Linked DNA regions of Homo sapiens: regions 1 and 2 are each linked to region 3. Evidence: chromatin loops called from intact Hi-C (ENCODE). Cell type or tissue: HCT116. All regions are shown on one strand.

Region 1 (8,000 bases), 480 kb before region 3:
CTTTTTACTGATCTATGTCAAAATGAGGACAATGTAATAAGTTTTCATAAGGCTAAGTTTTTTAAATTTAAAGACAATCCTTTAGTCAGATTATATTCTTCCTTATATTTGAGGAAGTGGCTTAGTCATAGCTCACCATAGCCTCCAATTCTTCCACTTCGACTCCTGAGTAGCTAGGACTACAGGAGTGCACCCCCATGCCCAACTAATTTTTTTTTTTTGAGTTTCGCTCTTATTGCCCAGTCTGCAGTTCAGTGGCACAATCTTGGCTCACTGCAACCTCCGCCTCCCGGGTTCAAGTGATTCTCCTGTCTCAGCCTCCCGAGTAGCTGGGATTACAGGCATCCACCACCACACCCGGCTAATTTTTGTATTTTTAGTGCAGACGAGGTTTTACCATGTTGGCCAGGCTGGTCTTGAACTCCTGACTTCAGGTGATCCACCTGCCTCAGCCTCCCAAAGTGTTAGGATTACAGGCATGAGCCACTGCGCCCAGCCCCAATTAATTTTTTAATTTTTTGTAGAGACAGGATCTCACTATGTTGCCTAGTCTACGGCCTCAAGCAATCCTCCTGCCTTGGTCCCCAAAGTGCTGGGATTAGAGGAGTAAGCCACTGCATCTGGCCTGAACCTATCCATCTTTGAAAAAAAATTTAAGTTTTCCTTCTTTTCATTAATCATTATATAAAACACTAAATATAAATGCCATGAAATATTCAATCTCCGATTTCTAAATTATGATTTTTCAATTTATACTCATGACAAATTTAAATTGTCACTGCCTTATTAAGCTATTATGTCAGATACAAGCCTGCTTATTAATCCAGTGACAAAAAAGCAGAGTTCAGTTAATCTAAAATTTTAATAAATCTTAAAGGCATTTAATATAAAGTATTAAAATCCAAATAACAAGATTTTATATTTAAATGCAAAATACTTGCTGAATATTTATTATAGTATCCCAACTTTTAAAGAGAAAGATATTTAAAAATAAACATGACAAGGAAATTAGAGAAGTCAACTTCTTAAATATAACCAAAGGGTCAAAAAACATTTAAGTCAGTTTAAAAATTAAACTTTAGGAAAAAAGGTAAACCTTGTAAAAGTCTCATTAAATTTCAGAAGCCTACAAAACGTCAGCAACAGAAAACATTTAGTTCACATGTGTATTACATTCTGGGTGAATTTTTTCCCTCTGTCCATTTAGATTTATATTGGCTAGTCTTTTCATCAACAAATTTAGTTTTTAAATCTTGTTTTTTAGCAATAGAAAATCCTTTATCATTTCTAGAAGGTAAACCCACAGTAGAGAGAAAAGACTATTTAGCCTCAAATTCTACAGCATAATAAACAACTACAGGGAAAATGACAAATTTTTTTTGTATGTATGTATATATTTCTAAGGGAAAAAATCCTTCTGTATAAAACTCACTGGATGACACCAATTTTTCTAAAACTGGGAATCAATACTAGAAGGATAAAACACCATTTTAAAATTCATGTTCCAAGTCAGTATTTTACTTTAATAACAGTTACAAAATAGTGAACAACGCACATGAAGCGATAATAGCCGAAATCATAAATCAGCCATGCATGCAGTTCATACTTGGTAGAGGGAGGTAGAAGGCACTGAAAGTGCACTGTTGGACGAATTTATAATCACTCTAAAAACAAAACCCTCTAAAAAGGGAATCTAGGGACTACCCAGACAAGATGGAAAGGCTCTGATTCATTTGTTAGACTGCACAGAATTTCAGTCCGTAGTGAGCAGGGTACCTGGAACTCTATACATAAAATTCTGTGTCATATTCTTTTTTTTTTGAGATGGAGTTTCACTCTTGTTGCCCAGGCTGGAGTGCAATGGTGTGATCTCGGCTCACCGCAACCTCCACCTCCCAGATTCAAGCAACTGTCCTGACTCAGCCTCCCTATTAGCTGGGATTACAGGCATGCGCCACCACGGCCAGCTAATTTTGTATTTTTAGTAGACACGGGGTTGCTCCATGTTGGTCAGGCTGGTCTCGAACTCTCGACCTCAGGTGATCCGCCTGCCTAAGCCTCTCAAAATGCTGGGATTACAGGCGTGAGCCACCGCGCCCAGCCTCATATTCTTTCACTTAATCCACAATATCATGTACCAATGGGCAAAACTTTGCTCCATTTCTAAAAATAGTTAAACTGAGAAATTATTCAAAGGTACATTTTTATATATAAGATATAGCAATTTTAAACATCTTACCCCTTGTGACAAATAAGAAATGGCACAAAGCCACTACATCTCATTTGAATATAAAAATTTTTTTCTTTTAAAAAAGCTCTCATTTCCCATGCAATTTTAAGAAATAAAATTTTCCCCAAGGGGATGGCAGGAATGTGATTTCATGAGAATTACTATAGTTGGAGAGAGTCCAGAAAATCTAAAATAATAAAATTGGTTATAAGCTGACAAATTTTATTGGCTTAACTGCAGGTTAAGATTTCACTCTGCTGGCTTTCAGGAAAAGGCCCTGACAAGTTAAATGAGAATGATTTAAAAATATAAATTCAAGAAGCTACACAAATACTTATAAAAGGTTATGCAGTGTGTTGTATTTTTGAGATGACTTTTTTTGAGCCTTTTAAGTCAAATAGTCAGTTTAGTGATTTAAATATGTAAACTGAGAACACCATAAAATGATAGACTGGATTAAGAAAATGTGGCACATATACACCATGGAATACTATGCAGCCATAAAAAAGGATGAGTTCATGTCCTTTGCAGGGACATGGATGAAGCTGGAAACCATCATTCTGAGCAAACTATCGCAAGGACAGAAACCCAAACACCGCATAGGTGTTTCTCACTCATAGGTGGGAATTGAACAATGAGAACACCTGGACACAGGGCGGGAAATATCATACACTAGGGCCTGTCGTGGGGTGGGGGATGGAGGAGGGATAGTATTAGGAGAAATACCTAATGTAAATGACCAGTTAATGGGTGCAGCAAACAAACATGGCACATGTATACATATGTAACAAACCTGCACATTGTGAAGATATACCGTAGAACTTAAAGTATACTACTACTACTAATAATAATAAAAACTGAAATTACCTCAACAAAAGGCAATGCCAGGTAGTTACAAACACGTACTACCCAATCCTGCCTGAAGGTGGGAGTCTTCAGTTATGTAATGGTCTACGGCACAGCAAAAAAAAAAAAAAAAAAAGAGTATTAGACATAAAAGAAGAAACATTTTTACCCCACTCCAATCTGACAGTGCAAAAATATAAGTATATAATTAAGGCTCCCTTATCCATCTAGAGTGATAATGGGCATTGACCCATCTATAAAAACAAACAAAAAAAAGAGAGTGAGAAGCCAAAAATGGAAGAGAAAAGTATACCTGAAGGAATTGGTTTACTCTACTGTAATGTGTTAGATAACTTAATGCTATTTAGCCTGATGCTACTACAGTTCTTTTAGTGGAGAGATGGTGGCGTTACAATTACCAGGTGGCTGAATTATGTATGCTGAGTTACTTACCCAAAGGAAAAGACTGAGGAAGAATAATTGGAAAAATCTGCAGTTACAAATGACACATATATGTACTCAAAATGAAAGGGGAAGTACAAAGAACAAAAAAAGGGAGTACAGGCTAACTATAACAAACAGAACAATCACATCAGATTAATGTCTAGATTCTTAGGTCTTATGTCCTAATAAACAAAAGGTTAGTACTGACAATATGATACTTAAACGACATGTCTATGACAGCTAAGGTGAAACAGAAGCCAAACAGATTTCTTGCAGAAAGAAATGGCACAAGAAAACATTGGCATGCAAGTGCTTTTGATAACCATCTCTTATGAGACTTATAATAAATAGCATCTTTGGATTTATTTTGAATATGTCTAACTGGTTTGGCTGCTTCTCTTTATTTGGTAGTTCAACATGAAAGCTAAATTTGCCACATTGAGACCTCAAACCATGGTGGCAACACTGTTTATTTCCATGAAGCAGGGAAAATCCTTATGAATAAGAACTAAGGAGTAAAATCACTGTTAGCTTACACAGGACTTAAAAAGGCTTTTCAACTAAGACATTTCTACATGAAATTTGGTACTTAATAATGGGTATAGTTGTATGTACTTCACAAACTTAAAGATTACTCAAATATGCACATAAAGGTAACAGTAAGCAACAACAACAAAAAGGAATCAGAACTATCAGGTTACTGACCCATGTCCTGAAGGAGCAATGAAGTATAAACAACACTGCACCCTGTTACCAGGCATCTGACATCTGTTCACTCGCGATTCTGCATTTAGGTAGTCCTCAAATTTAATATCAATGTAATTGATAACAGGCTGCCAGCTATAGAATGCAAATAAACAAAACAATTAAGTTGCAATTCTACATATGAATTAACTGATGACTGTTAAAGGACAATAATCAATATTTTCAAATAAGCAAAATGAATTTACCAAGGGAAGATATGTCAAGTTATTCTATATAAAGATTCAAAAATATAAATTATGTTGAATAAATCTTTATTCATTATTTCAAAACTTTCCAAATGAAAGAAAATATTTATTGCTGAAATTATTAGCATATTATTGGCACTAGTAAGTGTATTAATAACACACTTCATAATATGAAAACAATTATATTCAGTTTCAAATTTCAAATGAGAGATTACTTTAAATAATATAAAAACTTCATGATGAACTTAGGAGTTTTAAGAGTTGACAGAAAAATACCTCAAAAACAATGTGAATTCAAACAAAAATAAAAGTTATTTATAAAATACTAAGATAATTACTTCAGACTAAAATTTCATAGTTGTTTTCTTCACTTAGGACTTATGGAAAAACTGAAGGTCTAAATATCAGGTTTAAATTAGGATTGAGATAGAATTTATACAAATGGATAAAATTAAAGCAAACAGTTTTAAATTTCTTACAATAATGAGAATTCTTCTATCTAGCTACGTTATTTTGGAATATGTCTTAAAAACAATTTTATGATAGGTATTATCTCCATTTTATCGAAAAGTAAATGGGTTCAAAGAAGTTAAACTTCTTTGTTTAACTTTGAAGTTAAACTTTGTCAAATAAGTGGCAAAGTTGGTATACAAACCTGTCATGTTACTTGAAGTTTGGTGACCTTTGCTAAGAAGAGTTTTAAAATGTTAAGAAGAGAAAGTTTAACCACCCCAATACCCCAAATACACTGGAAAGTTGTGAGGACAAATCCTTCTTACCAATTACTGTTATCCACTGCATCTCCAAATCCTGGGGTATCAACTATTGTAAGCAGCAACTGAACACCACCTTCTTTGATTAAAACTTTGGTTCCACCTATAACAGTAATTGGTGCAGATGTTAATATCATACATTACACCAGTGATTTCCTACCAGGGGTGATGGTAGGGATGTTTGAGTTTACCTACTCCCACATTTTCTTTAGGATCAATGATTGTGGGCATTGGAAATCCAGATTATTTGAAAGAAAAGCATATATACAAATAGTATGCCAATCTCTTGGCAAATTAATACTGGGTTTATGAGTCATACTTGGTATAAAGAAAGACAGAGGAACTGATAAAATAGTGATCACCACTAAAGACATGTAATACATAACTTAAATGTGCATTTAATAATACAAATAAGCAGTTTGAGTGATTCAGTCATTCAGAGTTCAAATGTAATTCATCAGGCAAGAACATTTAATCTACCGTTTATAGTAAATGTCTTCCTAGACTATTCTCTATCAAGTTTGGCCCAAACCACTCACTCAAATGAACTTACTATCATTCCTAAATCTTTCTCAGCATGGATGTAATTACCCTTATATTTATGTTATGGCTAGGATCCAATCCTCTTCTCAAATGTGATTTTTCAAGCTCCTATAAATCAGCAAGAAAATGACAGAAAATATTAAGATTACCAAAAGACTTTAATGAAATCTGAAGTTATTGAGTACAAAAGACATGTTCAACCTCACTAGAAATCAAATAAAATAAACTCAAATACCTTTATATCTTTATGCACACACAACAGCAATGAGTGCCTAAGTCTACTAAGACATGCACAAGAATGTTCCCGTTAGTAAAAAACTGAAAACCCAAAGGCTTATCTACAATAAATAATAAAGGATATACTGATACATTCACACAATGGAGTATTATACGACGATGAAAAAAACAACTACACCCAACATGAGTAAATAATACAGACATAATCTTCACTGAAAGAAAACAGATACAAAAAAGTATACGTATATAACGTTCAAGAACAGGCAAATTTATGGAGAAGGCAGTCAGTAAGGTGTTTATCTTTGGGGGTTGTAATACTGAATGCGAGTGAGCACATGGAAGAAACTAGGGTTCTGGAAATGAACTGTATATTAATTTGGACAGTGGTTAGTTTTACCTTTCATATCTAAATTCATAAATACTTAAGTGAAGGTATTCATAATAGATACCCAAATTAAGAAAGTTCAAAGTTCATTTTCTTGCTTAGGTTTAAAATTTCCAATATTTATCACAAAATAAATAAGCATGTAGGATCAAGTTTTTAGAGTAGAATTTTGCAGGTAATTTGAAATCTCAAGCCCTCTGAAGGTTACTAAAAAAAAAAAAAAAAAAAAAAAAATTCCTAAAATAGAAACATTAAAAAGGAGAAATAAGATTTACTTCACAAAATTACTCCTTTGGGGTCTTGCAGTATGATATATATGAGTTACTGCTCAGAATATATAGACTGTCCTCCTATCCTGTGCACTGGGATGATCACTACCACTTCTTCAAATCCAGCTAAAAGCATCATGGCCTCAATGAAGCCTACTCCAGCCAGAACTGTTCACGTGCCTCCTCTCTGCTCGTGTCCTATATATTACCTAAGCAGAGCTCACCAACAATATTTTTCATCAACAGCTTAGAGCAGCGCTGCCAAATAAAAATACCATGTCGGTCATGTAAGTAATTTAAAATTTTCTTAGTAGCCACTTTTAAAATAGGAAAAAGGTGAAATCAGTCAATTTTATTTAACCCGATACATCCAAAATATTATCACTGCAGTATACGATCAATATAAAAAATTACGGAGATTTTCTTTTCCATGCTCAGTCTTAGAAATCTGTGGCATATTTTATATTTGCAGAACATCACAATTCAGACTACCCACATTTCAAAGATTAATAGCCACATGTGGCTACAGGCTGCTGTACTATTTAATAAAAAGTGCATATCTAGAGTCTAGCCCCTTGCTTTATAAAGTGTGATCTACCATCCAGCAGCATCAGCATCACCTGGGATCTTGTTAGAAATGTAGAAAGGCAGCCCATCTCAGAACTACTAGAAGAAATAAATTTAACAGGATACCCAGGATTGGAATGCATAGCAAAGACTGAGAAGCAGTAAATTAGATCACATATAGCTTGGGAGTCTTACAGAATTGCTATTGCCATTCAACTATGATATGGTATTATCCCACTGACTAATATAGAACACTGTATTTAAATAACAATAGTTTTTCTATGAATCATGTTTTCTCTCCACTGTCCAATGCAATTTTCTACAATGATGAAAATCTTCATATATGTGCTGCACAAAATGGCAGCCACTTGCCACATATGGCTGTTGAGCACTTGAAATATATCTGGAGCAAATGAGAAATTGCATTTTAATTTAATTAATTTTAATTGATTTAAACATGTGGCAAATGACTATCATACTACATAGCACAACTCCAGGGGAATTGGTTACTATGTCACAGTGTCATCTCTAGGAGAATCCTTAGGACAAATTTGGAAAGTTCTAGTCAAGATAATTCGATTAACTGTACTTCTTCTGTTTTTTTAATTTTATGAAGTCATATTTACCATCTTACACTGGCTGAGGGCAAATTTGCATCTTACCTCTAAGGAAGCATAATAAAAGTTACAACACGTGCTTTGTGTGTATTAATATTATTCCAGCTTATCATCAATTAAAAATACCAATATCTAGACC
Region 2 (8,000 bases), 800 kb before region 3:
TAACATAGGTCACACAAATGAATGTTTCTTGTTGGTGGTGGGGTGTGTGTGTGTGTGTGTGTGTGTGTGTGTGTGTGTGTGTAATCAGCTGAAAACTCCATTAGGTTCCTATTTAATTTTATGGAAAGAAGAAACATAGGAACTGCTTGACATGCAAGTAAATTTGTTACACATTATATTAAAATAGAAACCTTGGACACCTCAAATTCTCTTGTCTACACCCTTCTTTCTCTGCCATGGTCAGCACTTTACTTGCACAAAGTCACTCTTCCACTTTCATATTTGAATAAGACACTATACTTTAAAGAATAGGAACTGGTTTTCTGAGCAGCCACCAAGATGCAACCAAGAAGTATGGGGGAGCTAGATCACCGTGGATGTAAATCTTGATCAAGGAGAAGAGGATGTGGAAGGGAGCCAAGGAGAAAATTTCCCCCTCCTTTTTCTCTCTCTTATGGACTACTCAGAATGGGTTGCTCCTTTAAACCCTTCCAGAAAGGTCTAAAACACAGAGTGACTGTGACTGCTAAATAACTTGCTATGTCTCTTTGTGGTTTTGTTATGGTAATCAGTATAGTATACTGCTTGCCTCTCTTCTCCTTCCTTGCCTTTTCTTTGCTGCCTTAGGCTTGTACTTTCCATTTGTAAAGTGTTAGTCCTGGCAAGAACTATGAAAGGCCTGAAATTTTACCCTGCCTGCAAGTTACCAAATGAGCCTGCTACAGTTTCACAGATGCTGACAAGAAGACATGAGACTTCTGGGTCAGAGACAAAGAACTTTAGTACTCACAGCACAGCAGGCAGTGAGTAGTGTGAACTCCATGCTTACATTGGCTTCCTTTGTCTACCAAGTCACCTGGGGGACAATGTGCTCCCAGTAGATTTCTGTAACAACTGAGAAATCCCAAGCTTGGGAAACTCTCAATCTTTTAAAGGGTCTGCTAGTAAACCCACTCAACCTTTTCCCCAAAGGGGAATATTTTTTTTATCTTGCTCAAAAACAATTCTGCCTTCTGTGCCCAGGGGTGACACTATCTCTTTTTTCCAAGGTTTTCTGCTACACAAACGTTTCTCGAAACATAATTTGAAACAAAAGCTGTCACAGATGTGACAGTTGGTCCGATGGCTAGTTTATAATTTTAACTTTTATTAAAAAGAGATAGAAAATATTTAACATTTTTATGATCAAGTAAGAGGAGAATTCATGGTAATCAGGATAAATCTCACATGACATGACTTGAAAAAACAGATTTTAATCACTATTGAACAAAACACATTAAGTCTGAAAGAAATTGCATTAAAATTTTATCCACAGTTTTTTCTAATATATTTTAAAATTTTCAATATTTCCAGAAAATAATCAACTATATTTAAAACAAAGCTTTAGTACTGTATGTTTTTAGGTTATTCTTTGGTGCTTTTAAATACTAAAGAATAATATTGAGAAGAATAGGAAAGCTTTCCTGTCATTTAAATATGCAGAAAATATTATTTTTAAGCATTTAATAATTGTTACTGATGCTCTTTCTGCTATGTTCTTAATGAACTTCCTTATGGAAGTTCAAAAAAGAATTTTTTTGAAATAGGAGACAAAAGAAGTCTGGGCACAGTGGCTCGCGCCTGTAATTCCAGCACTTTGGGAGGCTGAGAGGGGATGATTGCTTGAGCCCAGGAGTTTGAGACCAGCCTGGGCAAATAGTGAAACCCCATCTCTTTAAAAAAATACAAAAGTTAGCTAGACATGGTGGTGTGTACCTGTAGTACCAGCTACTTGGGAGAATCCCTTGGGTCTGGAGGTAGAGGTTGCAGTGAGCCAAGATTGTGCCGCTGCACTCCAGCCTGGGTGACAGAGCAAGAACTTGTCTCAGAGCAAGACCTTGTCAAACAAACAAACGAACAAAAAAACACCAAAAGAAGGAAAGAAGCAACATTGCTAAATAAAAATTTATACCTTTATACCTACCTGAATTCACCGCATTCTTAAGTGGCAAAAATATCATTTCTACCTCTAGGCTTTATCCTTAACAAAAGTATGTATGAAGCTGGGAGAGCCTAAAAGCCCTCTAGGTTCATGGTACTATGATTAATCACTGGGAAAGGCCTCCCCTTCCTTAGGCACCCAGATTTGTTTAGCCTTCAGGGTAATGCACCTTAGTAACTTATAAAATGAATGAGGAATTTGCATATCCTTCATAAAGTGGTATTTGGGCTTTTGTGAATATAGGCTTGATTTCTGGCAGAACAATTTTGGGGAAAAGCTACATATGGAAGTAAAGTGTCAGAAAATTGATTCCCTTAAAACTCTTCATGTTTAGGTGTCTTGCAAAATGTTCACATCCTCCCAGGTTGGCACCACTACTCTATGCTATATTGTACCTCTCAAGATTGGGAAGGATGCTAAAAGCTTATGAAAATTATCAGTTAGTAAGTTACTGATTTACAAAAGCTCAAAAGTGCCTCAGTAAAATAATAAAATCTAGTCTTATTGTCATGGTTAGAAACAAGACATAAGGAAGATAATATGATTTAACCCAAGAAAGAGTAATAGCCTCAGACAATTTCGTATCATCCTACCATTTTTCTTAGGATTGAAGTTCTTCTGGTCCTCCATTGCTGCCCTACTTGCTCTTTCCAGGTATCCATGTACTGATGTATTTCATCTGCTGCAGCAACATACATTCCCTTAGGAACTTCTCTGTGTAGAGTGGAATCGGAGTCTGCTACAGTGATCTTTTCTAGGACATTTTCTCAACCTCCCACCCCAGGCTGAGCTCACAAAACCTAAATGTAGTAGCAGTTGTAGACTCCTCTTACTGTTTCTTTTACTACACGGTGAGAAAATGCATTAGAGAATAACAAAGAAAACTTATCTTTTTGTCACCTTGAAATTTTGAAGTCCAACTATATTCAAAGCACTATGGAAACCTTGCATAATGATTGGTTCTTTAAAACACAGTTGGATTTTAGCCTATTTGCTTTTATTGTATTGAAGAACTATTTAGCATTAGGTTGGCATGTTTCAGAGGTTCCAAATATAATTTTATAATGTTTAGTGGTAGAATCAACATTCAAAAAACTCTAAATTTGCAACTAAGATATATTGCAATTGTGTGCCACTCAAAAAAACAAACAAAAAAACCCTTAATACCTAATTAGGACACCTTGCCACCAGGTGGCAGGGGAATGCCTTCATTTCATGAACTGAACTACTTGGTAAAAACTATTGTTGCTATTTATTTCATTTATTTGCTTTTTATTGAAATCTAGGATCAATTGGAGACCAGTATTAGTGAAGTGGTAATCATTAACAATTTTAATCATTGATTGATATAAATTACTCTCTTTCCTGTATCATCATGATGTTTTGATGACGTATCAACTATAGCATCAAACATCTCCTCTAGTTTACTGGTTGATAACTTATAGTCTCTGGGGGCCTTGAAGACCCTTTCAGAGGCTTCGTAAAGTCAAGAATATTTTATCACTAATGCTAAGACATTTTTGCATTTTCATTCTCATTTTCTCATAAGTGTATGTACAGTAGAGTTTTGCAGAGGCTACATGACATGGGATAAGATGATCATACTGACACTTAAAGTAATGTATTATTATTGTATACTTGTATTTTAAATTTTTTCAGTTTTAATTTCTAACGTGGTAAATATTGATAGATATAAGCTAAACAAACAAAAATTCTTTAGGATCCCCAATAATTTTGAAGAGATTGAAGGAGTCCTGAGACCAAAATAATTTTAGAAGTACTTCTCTAAGTAGTTAGTTAACTCTAATTAAATGTATTCTCAGCAAACTAACACAGGAACAAAAACCAAACACCGCATGTTCTCACTCATAAGTGGGAGTTTAACAACGAGAACACGTGGACACATGGAGGGGAACATCACACACCGGGACCTGTCAGGGGGTGGGATCTAGGGGAGGGAGAGCATTAGGAGAAATACCTAACATAGATGACGGGTTGATGGGTGCAAGAAACCACCATGGCACATGTATACCTATGTAACAAATGTGCATGTTCTGCACATGTATCTCAGAACTTAAAGTATAATAATAAAAAAAAAGTGCATGTATTTTTCTATGTCTCCCAAGGATAGGAATTTTTATCAAATTTACCTTTGGATCCTATCCCATTGACAATTTAGCACTGACCATCATAATAGGTATTCAAAAAAGAAATGTTTGTTAAAAAACAGTACTGCTAGCTGAGAGCTATTATTAGAATAAAACAGTATTAATGCAGACTTTAAAAACAGGTATTTAAAGTTTCCTCATTAAAACTGAAAAACAAAATAATTAATTCTAATATACGTCTTCAGGTAAAAACTTAAACCATGTATAATTTAATCCCTTTGAAATTAAAATGCAATAGGACTTTGCTGATGAATATTACCTTTATATTCTACAAATTTGTATCTCCTATGCAAACTTCTGTTTTTTAAGTTAGCATATTTGATAGGGTTTGGCTCTGTGTCCCCACCCAAATCTCATCTCAAATTGTAATCCCCACATATCGAGGGAAGGACTTGTAATCCCCACGTGTCTAAGGAAAAGAGCTGCTTGGATCATGGGGGTGATTTCCCCCACACTGTTCTCATGATAGTGAGTGAATTCTCATGAGATGTGGTGGTTTTATAAGTATTTGAATGCTCTTTCTTCCTGCTTCCCTCTCCTGTCACCATGTGAAGAAGGTTCTTGCTTCTCCTTCACCTTCTGCCATGATTGCAAGTTTCCTGAGGCCTCCCCAGTCATGTGGAACTGTGAGTTAATTAAACCTCTTTCCTAAATTACCCAGTCTCATGTATTTCTTTATAGCAGTGTGAAAATGGACTAATACAGGAAATTGGTACCAACGTAGTGGGGCACTGCTATAAAAATAAGCTGAAAATGTGGAAGAGACTTTGGAACTGGGTAATGGGCAGAGTTTGGAACAGTTTGGAGGGCTCAGAAGAAGACAGGAAGATGTGGGAAAGTTCGGAACTTTCTAGAGACTTGTTGAATGGTTTTGACCAAATATTGATAGTGATGTGGGCAATGAAGCCCAGGCTGAGGTGGTCTCAAATGGAGTTAAGGAACTTGTTGGGAACTGGAGTAAAGGTGACTCTTGCTATGTTTTAGCAAAGAGACTGGTGACTGTTTGCCCCTGTCCTAGAGATCTGTGGAACTTTGAACTTGAGAGAGATGATTTAGGGATTATGGCAGAAGAAATTTTTAAGCATCAAAGCATCTAAGAGGTGACAGAACATAAGAGTTTGGAAAATTTGCAGCCTGACTGTGTGGTAGAAAAGAAAAACCCATTTTCTGGGGAGAAATTCAAGCCAGCTGCAGAAATTTGCATAAGCAACAAGGAGCCAAATGTTAATAGCCAAGACAATGGGGAAAATGTCTTCAGAGCACATCTGAGAACTTCATGGCAGCCCCTCCCATCACAGGCCCAGAGGCCTAGGAGGGAAAAACTGTTTTGTGGGCTGGGCTCAAGGCCCTACTGCTGCGTGCACCCTTGTGATTTGGTGCCCTGTGTCCCAGCTGCTCCAGCTCCAGCTTAGCAGGGGCCAAAGTACAGCTAGGGCTGTTGCTTCAGAGGATGCAAGCTTCAAGCCTTGGCAGCCTCCACGTGGTGTTGGGTGTGCAGGTGCACAGAAGTCAAGAACTGAGGTTTGTAAACCTCCACCTAGATTTCAGCAGATGAATGAAAATGCCTGAATGTCCAGATAGAAGTCTGTTACAGGGGTGGAGCCCTCATAGAGAACCTCTGTTTGGGCAGTGCAAAAGGGAAATGTGGGGTTGGAGCTCTCACACAGAGTCCCAACTGGGGTACTGCCTAGTGGAGCTGTGAGAATAGGGCCACTGTCCTCCAGACCTCAGAGTGATAGATCCACTGACAGCTTGCACTGTGCACCTGCAAAAGCCACAGATACTCAACACCAGCCCATGAGAGTAGCCGCAGGGCCTGAGCCCTGCAAAGCCACAGGGGCGGAGCTGCCCAAGGCTGTGGGAGCCACCCTTTGCATCAGCATGCCCTGGATGTGAGACATGAAGTCAAAGGAGATTATTTTGGAGCTTAAAGATTTAATAACTGCCCTGTTGGATTTCAGACTTGCATGGGGCCTGTAGCCCCTTTGTTTTGGCCAGTTTCTCCTATTAGAATGGGAGAGTTTATCCAATGCTTGCACCCTCATTGTATCTTGGAAGTAACTATTAATAACTTGCTTTTGATTTTACAAGCTCCTAGGTGGAAGGGACTTGTCTCAGTTGAGACTTTAGACTTGGACTTTTGAGTTAATGCTGGAATGAGTTAAGACTTTGGGGGACTGTTGAGAAGACATGATAAGTTTTGAAATGCATAAAGGGCATGAGATTTGAGAGAGGCCAGGGCAGAATGATATGGTTTGGCTCTGCGTCCCCATCTAAATCTCACCTCAAATTGTAATCTCCACCTGTTAAGGGAGAGACCTGTAATCCCCATGTGTTAAGGGAGGGAGGAAATTGGATCATGGTGACAGTTTCCCCCATGCTGTTCTTGGGATAGTGAGGGAGTTCTCACAAGATCTGATGGTTTTATAAGTGTTTGACAATTCCTCCTTCACACATGCTTCTCTTACCTGTGGCCTTGTGAAGAATGTGCCTGCGGCCCGGCTCAGTGGCCCATGTCTGTAATCCCAGCACTTTGGTAGGCTGAGGCAGGCAGATCACGAGGTCAGGAGATCGAGACCATCCTGGCTAACATGGTGAAACCCCGTCTCTACTAAAAATACAAAAAAAAAAAAAAATTAGCTGGGCGTGGTAGTGGGCGCCTGTAGTCCCAGCTACTCGGGAGACTGAGGCAGGAGACTGGCTTGAACCCGGGAGGCGGAGCTTGCAATGAGCCGAGATCGCACCACTGCACTCCATTCTGGGTGACAGAGCGAGACTCCATTTCAAAAAAAAAAAAAGAATGTGCCTGCTTTCTCTTTGCATTACACAGTGATTGTAAGTTTCCTGAGGCCTCCCTAGCCATGCAGAACTCTGAGTAAATTAAACCTCTTTTCCTTTATAAATTACTCAGTCTCAGGTATTTCTTTATAGCAGTGTGAAAACAGAATAATACAATATTTTTCTATGGAGTATCATATTCTGAATACTGTTTTTTCCTTATAAAAGTTATAAAGTCTTTTATATTAGAAGCTATGAAAACTGAATAGGGAGTCATGCTTAATTATTCATTGAGGACATGAGAAGTGTTTAAACATCAGAAACACGGAGATATTTTTATAATGCAGTATCATGTGAAACTGGAAAGTAATCACTGAAAATCTATTTATATAAGATATGAAGAACTGGCGTACTGAGAACAGCCTTTCAAACATAGGCAAGTGCAACTTGCTTTGAAAAAAGCTGTGATAAGAAGAAGCATACCCATAGAGGAAAAGCCTTTAGGCCCCTACAATCAAGAGAGGTTTGGGGGCTGACCTACCACTTCTGACTACTCTGGATACAAATTTTTATTGAAATTATCAGCTGGTTTCACTCAATTTATGTATTTAAAGTGCTTAAAGTAATTGTTTTCTTTGTATAATTTTGAACTAAAACATTGATAGTAACTGAATTCAAGCTAAGGAATAAGAAAAATATATAGTAAAGTTTTAATGAGTATAATTATTTATTGGGCCAAAACCTTATAAATAATATTGTGTGATTCTGACATTTCCTTCAATATTTTCAGACTAAGGAACAAATTATATCTCAGGGGGCTAAGAAAATGTTTTAGAAATTAAATATTTTCTCTTTCTTATTAAACAGAGGTTTTATTGTGAACTGATTTCTGTATTCCATATCATTTATATCTCATATAAGTCTTGCTAGAATTTTTCCTCTCTTTTATCAGAATTGAAATCAACATCAAATATTCTTAGGTTCTCCAACTACAGTTGTTCTAAGTTTCTGCTTTATTTAGAGATTCTCCATAAACAATTCCTGCAGCTCTTGGATTTGCTCTTAGTTGTATA
Region 3 (8,000 bases):
CTTCCCCCAAACCCTGCTACATCCTACTAGAGCAGTGGCTCTGAAGCTTCGGTGTACGTAAGGAGCACTTGGGATACGTATTTAATCTACAGATTGCCATATCCTACCCCAGAGACTCTGAACCAGTAGGTTTCTTGGAGCCTGGGAATCTTCACATTAGCAAGTGCTCCAGGTCTAGGACCACACTAGGAGAAGCATTGACCTAAAGGGAACCCATTGAGCTTTGTACTTCTTAATGTCAATGACAAACAATAGTAAATGACAAAAAGATGCCAGTGGGTCTCATATCCAAACAGTTCTAATTTTGGATTTCTCAGTGTCTTGAGGACCAATGACATTCAGAAACACTTCCCAAGTATCCATCATGTGAAATGCATTGAACCAAGCAGTGCAAAATATACAAAGATAAGAACAGTCATGTGCATAAATAACTACAAAACCAGGCTGACTTTGATAGACTCATCAAGTGCTTAGGCCAGGAAACTTACAGAAGGGAAGGAGTAGTTCTAAATGCTGGGATCTGGAAAAGTACTTTGGAATTGGTGCCATCTGAGGTGAAGCTGGAAGGAAGGTAGGACTTCAATTTGGGATGAAGAAAGACACCACTGGCAGAGGGAATGGTTTAAACAAAGGTTTGGAAGCCTGAGAATCCAGAGTGCTGGCCTGTGTCTGGCCTGTGGAGTGTGTCAGAGGGCAGACTGAAAGCAGAGTAAAGGGAAAAGTAGAAGGGTCATTTTAGGGGCTTTGAACGATATGATGAAGTTTGATTTTGTTCCAAAGGCAATGTGTGTAGGATTTTGAGCAGAAGAATAACTGAAGAGGATTTTTTTAATTAAACAGATAATATCTAATGTTTAAACTAAACATTATTATTCTAAATAGCTAATGTATTTATAAGGCACAGCATTTTAAAGGAACAAGATGGTACATAATGTAAATTTTCTCTCTCTTACATCTGCGTCTCCCAGTCACCTATTTTGGAAGCAACTAATGTTACCAGTTTCTTTTGTATGGAAAGGACTGTTTTGGAAAATAGCTAATGGCCAAATATTGGTTGGGCTGGAATGAGGAAGAGGGGATTCATGACAGAGACACCAGTTTGGTGATCTTTTCAGAAGTCTAGGTGATGAAATGAAGGCTGGAAATAGAGTACTCTCAACGCATGTAGAAGGGGGATTCTGAAAAGACATTTCATAATCCTCTGCTCCCCATGTCCAGTCAACTTACAAATGACAAAGGGGAAGTCAAGGATAGTTGAAATTTTGACTTGAGAGTTGAGGAAAGGTAAGGAGGGGAACTCAGTTTGGGACCAGGATATGGGGAGGCTGTGCAGGAAAGATGAGTTCTGTTTTGGAAATGTTTGCCTATGATATAGGACATAGATGTGGAAATGACAAATATCCTGTTGGAAGGGCAGGCACGTAGCTTGTTAGAAATATTACTGAGGAGTTATGAGCAAAGAGGTGGTAGTTAAAGTTGTAGGATTCTATGAGCTCAGTAAAGAACACAGCAGATAAAGGGGCTGAGTACTGAAAAATTCTTATATCAAGGAGGAAGTAGAAGTGGGGCCAACAGAGACTAAGGAGAAATGTTCAGCGAGTGAGTATGCTTGTTATTGAATTCTGATGAAGAAAGTATTTCAAAGGGAGAGAGGTCAGGGGATTTTAGATCAATGCTGCCATCATGGTAATAGGAATGTAATGCACTAAGAGGAAGAGCTGAGAAGAAACCATTGAGCCACCTGGAGATGAGTAGCTCATGGGTGGGGTTTAAAGGGTAGTTTCCGGAGAAAATAATGCAAGGGAAATAGTAAAGGAAGGCCAGAGCATGGGGGTGTCTGGTGTAGACCTGTTTCAAGGAATCTAGTGTGAATGGAGGCAGAGAGAATAGATGCTGGAAAGAGAAATGAGGTAAAGAACTTTCCCCATTAAGTACAGAGGAAAAGGTTGAAAAGAAAAGGGTGGAGGTAGGGAGATGTTTGATGGAACAAGATCCTGGAAAAGACTGAAAGGGATGAATAAAGGCAAAGTTAACAATGAAGGGAAGAAAACCGGAGAAGTTCACACCTAATCTCCTTGGCCATCTCTGCAAAGTAGCCAAGATTACCTCTGTGTTCCATGAGTTTCTGTTTGGAGATTTGCAAAAAAATACAGAAAGCAATTTGATAGGATATTGACTTGGGAGGGAAGAAAGAATTTTCAAGAGTCACTGACGTTCCAGCTGAGGTTGCACTAAAGAAGCTACTCATCTGAGTAGCTTCCATTAGCTTCCAGATCTTTCTTTAATTTCTCCCCCACAACCACAGTCTCAAAAGAACTGTGCTTAACATTAAGAGTTTGACCTCTTTGGACAATCTGGGAAATGTATTCAAGAACTATCGTGTTCTTTCTGTGGCCCATAAAAAGAAGCAAAGGAAAGAATGTAGAATGCCTTCCAGACAGGTTTCTGGAAATCAATGATTGGTCTGTTATTTAGGTATGTATGCAGTGATATTTGGAAAGAGAACTTAAATATCTCTAGCATACTAGGCTGATCAGTTTATTAGCATCCTGTGAAAACTACCAAAAAGATATCTGCAAGTAATTTACTGGGGCAGGATCAGAGATGAGCGGAACCAGTCTGTCTCCCTGTGACTGAGACCACCGCTAGTGATTCTCCAAGTACAGAGGGGCATACCATCCTCCTTCTCTTCTCTTCCCCCTCTTTTATTTTCTCTCATTCATCTGGATTGACCCCCAAAATATGAAGGAAAGGCAAAGGAGCAGCTCCCTGCCAAATTAAAAGAGGTTATAATGGGGACATGTCCATGGTGAAGAACTATGTGCATCCGAGAGGGTTATGAAGACCTGCAAACATACTCATGATTTTGTCCCCAGTCTTCATTGTGCAATATATTTTAGTTTGCCTTTTTTGTTCCTACACTGCACTGGACATTATCTTTTTTTTCAATAGCACTTCATTTCACAGAATAAATCCCTCCCCATATAAATGGTTTACAGCGCGCCTGCCTCAAGCAATTCTGTTATGTAAAAAAAAAACTTTGCAACCACATTTAAAATTAGACATTTATTCCTTCATTCCTAAATGTGAGTTGACTCCCTGGAAGTATGTTCTCATTTTTTGTGGTTTTATTCCCTGAACTACAGTGATGTGCCTGTGACACCCACGCTGCATATTTCCTCCTTAGGTTATGTATTAGTTGGTCAAAACACACTCTCCTAAGGCAATGCCGCCCTCAAGTGGTCTAGTCTGAGAATAGTCAACTATTTTCCTCTGAACGCAAACTGGGTTTCCGTCCAGACCTGTTTGGCTGAAGCATTAACTCCTGAATGGAAAAATAATAATAATTATGTGCAGTTCTGGGGCACAATAATTATGAGGTACATGAGGAAAAAGGAAGCCTTTATTTCCCAAGAAGGCCCCAAAAGACATAGGAGTAAAATGGACGACAGCAACAACCACAAGCTTGTTTTGTTAATTACCAAGTAACTGGCTACCTGCATGTGACCGGGAGGACTAGGGTGGGCTATGAGTTGAACTGGCCCCCTTATGCCTTTGGGGCCAATCCTCAGCTCCTCTAGGGCAACCCCCTAATCAGAACTTATGACATCATGTTCTATAATTAAGGGCATACATTGTATGGAGACAACGCATTCAGGGAAAACATTCAACTCTTCCATGTGGCCAAGACTCTCAGAAGAGAGGTCAGTAATTATGGTAATTACATTAATCACAAGGATTGTTGCACGGAGGAGGGTATTGACATTGACGTGGCTACCCTATGATGAAGCTCTGTGGGGGGTCTGCTCTAATTGGCCACCACCAAAAGTCTCTCATGCCTATGATTAACTTCTCTGGTTGTTTATGTGAGCAGGCTTAGGAATTCTGCTGGGTTGTTCTGTGCAGGGCTTATGAGACAGGTTGGTTGCAGGGCTGTTAGGCTGTTCAACTAGAGAGCCCATCCTGGAACAAATGGGTCAGATAAAAACACACGCTGTGCTGTCCTTCATGGTTTGTTGCATTGTTTGTGGTACTTTGGGTGATTTCAGTTAATCATGAATCTCCTTCAACAAAGATTTTTGCATGGAAAATGCTAGTTCTTCTAAACTGCTCTTGGGCACAGAGATAAACTGGACCAGCGCAATGAGCAGGAAAGAGTGCTTTATCTAGCAGTTATTTGGTGCTGTGGGAAAAGCCCAGAAAAAGGAAACTGTGCTTAGTAACTTGAGATTGAGAATCAGCTCTGCCACAAACTGGGTATGTGACTGTGAGCAAGTCGCTTAACCATTCCAGACTCAGTTTCCACATAGGCAAAGTGTTTCATGTAACTCAGATTAGGGGTTCATAGGCTTATGTGCAGATGGCATGCCACACATGCCACCACCAGGATGAGGCCTAAGAGGCAGCGTCCTCTTTCCCTCCCTTCTTTAACTAAACCAGGTTCACTTTTATCCATTTTATAAATTGGAATCTGAAAACCACTGGATTCTATATATGTGCTTCTTTTCCAGCTACTTTATGCTGTGATAGTTATAGATACTCTGAATGGTGATGCTGACACTTATTAATCAAGTTCTTTTTTTTTCAAATTGTAAGTGAAATCATATATGTCTCTGTTAATTTACAAGTCTAGTTTCTGATAAAATTAGTCCAGTCGGTGGAATGATGGCATGTGTGGGTGTGTGCTGGGGAAGGGGGGAAAAGAAAGAAGTAACAAGGCTCATGGTGACCCCACAGCTCCCAGGAGGATGCAGGCCAAGGAAGGATCTAGGTAGACCTTGCCAAGCAAACAGTAGACAGTTCTAGGAGTGTGGATAGACTCTACCAGAAAAGCCAGCTAGAAAAGGGATGGTTCTGGTCAAGGAATAGTCCGGAGAAGGTCTGAAGGCACATCAGCAGACTAACAAGGCTTTTCACTCTGTGCCTCTAGAAGACATATTGTAAGGTCTGAGTGGGCCCCCAAAAGAAAAATACATTAGAAAGAGTTGAAAATCAAGATTTCCAGAAAACAGATGAAAAGTTTTTACTACACTATACTATATATGGGTATATATGTCATTATTAATAGCAGCCATCATTAAACTAATATGATTTATTTTCATTCAGGAAGCTTTCCCTTTAAGTTAGCTTAAAAACCGCATATACTATGCAATGTATCCAACTTTATTCTTCAAACTCCAAAAGAGTTTTTTCCTCTACAGTGCTTAAAGATAACACAAGTGTGGATGAGTGATGGTTGAGATCCAGTCTCCTTTCTTGAGAATAACACGAGGCACAGACCAAGCAATAGACCAAGGTGCTCAGAATTATGAAATGTCCACTCTTTTTAGTTCAAGTATGCTGAGTGCGGAAGAAACTTCCTGACCTCCTAGTGTTTTTATGTCACCATCTGTAACCTATAATTACAGAGAGATTCTAACTTATTAAAGTAATTGCTCAGACTATAATTCCTGGTTATATGAATTTCTGAGGTACAATTTGTATGGCCTCCTGCAATAGATGCCTCTGTTGCTACCCTGTCATTGTGCTGAAAATATAGTATAGATAATGAAAGGATATCCAACCAGTGAACAAATATTTACTGAGCACATATCATTGGCAAGACATTGTCATAAACAGTACGGAAATACAAAGTTAGGCCAGGGATAGGCCTTGCCCACAAAGTGCATGCAATCTAGTAAAAAGTTGCATGTGTAAACAACTAGAAAATAAGGCAGCCAATAGTAAGTACTTGATAAACAAGATGGTAGTATATGATTCTGACTTAGAGCTGAGGGTGAGATTTTAGGTCATTGGCTCAGGAAAGGGGTTTACAAAGTAAATTACCTTGAGACCCGGCCTTACAGCATACAAAGACTTTTGTAGGTGACAAAATTCTTTCTTTCCACAGGAAGGGAGAAGATGCTAAGCAGTACTGGCAAAACAACGCTACGGCAGTAGGAAAGCATAGCCACTATTCAAGAGATAGCTAAGCAGGAGAGACTGTGGAGGGTAAGGGAAAATAGTAGAAGGCAAGTCTGGACAGGAAGGTCAGAGCCATATTCTAGGGGTGTTTTTGTTTTGTGCTAAGGAGATGAGAGGTGCCATGGAGCTGCAAGCCAGAAAGCAAAATGCACAGAACGATTGGAAAGCGAAAGAGGCCGATCCAAAATCACCTCTGGAGTATATCGCATCAGTACAGGTGTTAAACAATAAAGATTTCAACTAGAGCAATGGCATCAGAAATGATGTAAGAATGCGCTATGTGTGCGGGCCAGTGTTATTGAAAAGCAGAATTCAATTCAAGGGCACTACATAGGATAAAACAATAAGTTGGACAAGGGAGTCCTATACATAAAAAGGTTACAGGCACTTTTCAACAAATGGGCTAAGTGTGTGTGTGTGTGTGTGTGTGTGTGTGTGTGTGTGTGTCATGGCAGGAGTATTTCACATGAAATACACAGGTATATTTGTACCTATGATTAGTCTTAAAGTCCTGGCATCATTTCTCAAAATAAATAACATTTTTTAAAAAATCTGGAAGCAGGGAGATTTGATTGGGCACTGATAATCATTACCTTGTAAATGAAGTTGAATGTTTTTCCGTTTCAGGAAATCATTGGGACAAGTGGAAAATCCATTGGAATACACATATATATAGTAAACAGAACAAGGTAATATAAATTACCCTGATTATTCATAAGCCAACTGGTGACGAGGATAAGGTATAGCCGAAGTTTCCCTGCAAATGGTTTGTCATGTTTTTCTTGTCAAAAAATTAATGCTAGACCCAACTCTTTTGTGTTTTACTGCACTTTTTACTATGCTAGGGAAACGGTCATATTTTATTTTTGATGCAACTGAACAATTAGAGAAAATGATTATCTAGAATTCTAAAAAGTAAATAAAATGACAACAAGATACAGTAATTCAATCAATCAGCAACTGCAGGTTAAATGCTTGCTTTGAGGGCAACTTTGGGCTAAATTGTGGGGAACAAAGGGAAAGATGTGACTTGGCTCATTCCTAGAGAAGCTTGAAATTTAGATGGGCAAATCTGGCCAAGAAGCAAGTTGCAACTAGAAAATCAATAAGTTATGACATCATAAGCCATTGACGTTTTCAAGGAATTCACCCAAAGATCTTAGAAAATTCCCAATCCACAAATTCTACAGTAGCATATAATTCCCTCATAAAATATTCATGCAACGGCAACTTGATAACAACAAAACTATGTTGGACTATATATGAGGTCCTATTTGCTGGGTTCACTCACTTGGCTAGTAACCTACTACCTGGAACCAGGCTTGCAGAACTCCTGAGTGGAAGTTATGTCTTTGCAAAATTATAAGTGGCAATGCCATAAACCTACAGGGTTGCTTTAGAGATGTCAAAAGTGGGATTGCTAACACTGTACAAGGTCAAGCACTACTCACCATGATATACGTTCAAAGAAGGCCTACATAATGCAGAAATTTCTATAGGGCAGAGTTGATGCTCCACAGACAAGGTAGGATTATGATCCAGACATGTCTGATTTCTAGCCTCTGAAGCTCTTCCCTGCCATCAGGAGAATGGCTGGATCCCACCCACAAGGCTAGTGTCTCCTCAAGTTGAGAGGTGACAGCATGCTGGCAGTCCTCAGAGCCCTCGCTTGCTCTCGGCACCTCCCCTGCCTGGGCTCCCACTTTGGTGGCATTTGAGGAGCCCTTCAGTCCCCTGCACTGTGGGAGCCCCTTTCTGGGCTGTCCAAGGCCGGAGCCCACTCCCTCAGCTTGCAGGGAGGTGTGGAGGGAGAGGCGTGAGCGGGAACCGGGGCTGCGTGCCGCGCTTGCGGGCCAGCTGGAGTTCCGGGTGGGCGTGGGGTTGGCAGGCCCCGCACTCGGAGCAGCTGGCCAGCCCTGCGGCCTCGGGCAATGGGGGACTTAGCACCCAGGCCAGTGGCTGCAGAGGGTGTACTGAGTCCCCCAGCAGTGCTGGCCCACCGGCGCTGCGCTCGATTTCTCCCCGGGCCTTAGCTG

What was found. Hi-C counts contacts between places; a loop is a spot of excess contacts. Peaks named below come from ENCODE experiments on the same cell type or tissue, not always from the same donor. Only the 100,000 strongest peaks of a DNase experiment are listed, where the experiment ranks them.
Region 1: a loop joins it to region 3, with 13 times the contacts of the local background. A loop is called at or near these places in 10 of 110 quality-filtered maps.
Region 2: a loop joins it to region 3, with 8 times the contacts of the local background. A loop is called at or near these places in 3 of 110 quality-filtered maps.

The regions. Positions count from the first base shown.
Region 1 is chr4:119,458,077-119,466,076 of GRCh38, reverse strand. It overlaps the pseudogene SEPTIN7P14. Among named protein-coding and RNA genes, the nearest start is that of LINC01061, 51 kb to the right of the region's middle. In HCT116, a CTCF peak has its summit at 3,150; a DNase peak (open chromatin) is centred at 3,126.
Region 2 is chr4:119,781,333-119,789,332 of GRCh38, reverse strand. No RefSeq gene overlaps it. Among named protein-coding and RNA genes, the nearest start is that of LINC01365, 19 kb to the left of the region's middle. In HCT116, a CTCF peak has its summit at 3,163 (motif pointing right); a DNase peak (open chromatin) is centred at 3,172.
Region 3 is chr4:118,977,204-118,985,203 of GRCh38, reverse strand. The region is part of intron 1 of SYNPO2 (synaptopodin 2); the gene reads right to left. SYNPO2-AS1 (SYNPO2 antisense RNA 1) reads left to right here and starts at 485. Exons shown (of 3, transcript XR_939120.3): 1 at 485-571; 2 at 6,592-6,653. In HCT116, a CTCF peak has its summit at 3,236 (motif pointing left); a DNase peak (open chromatin) is centred at 3,223.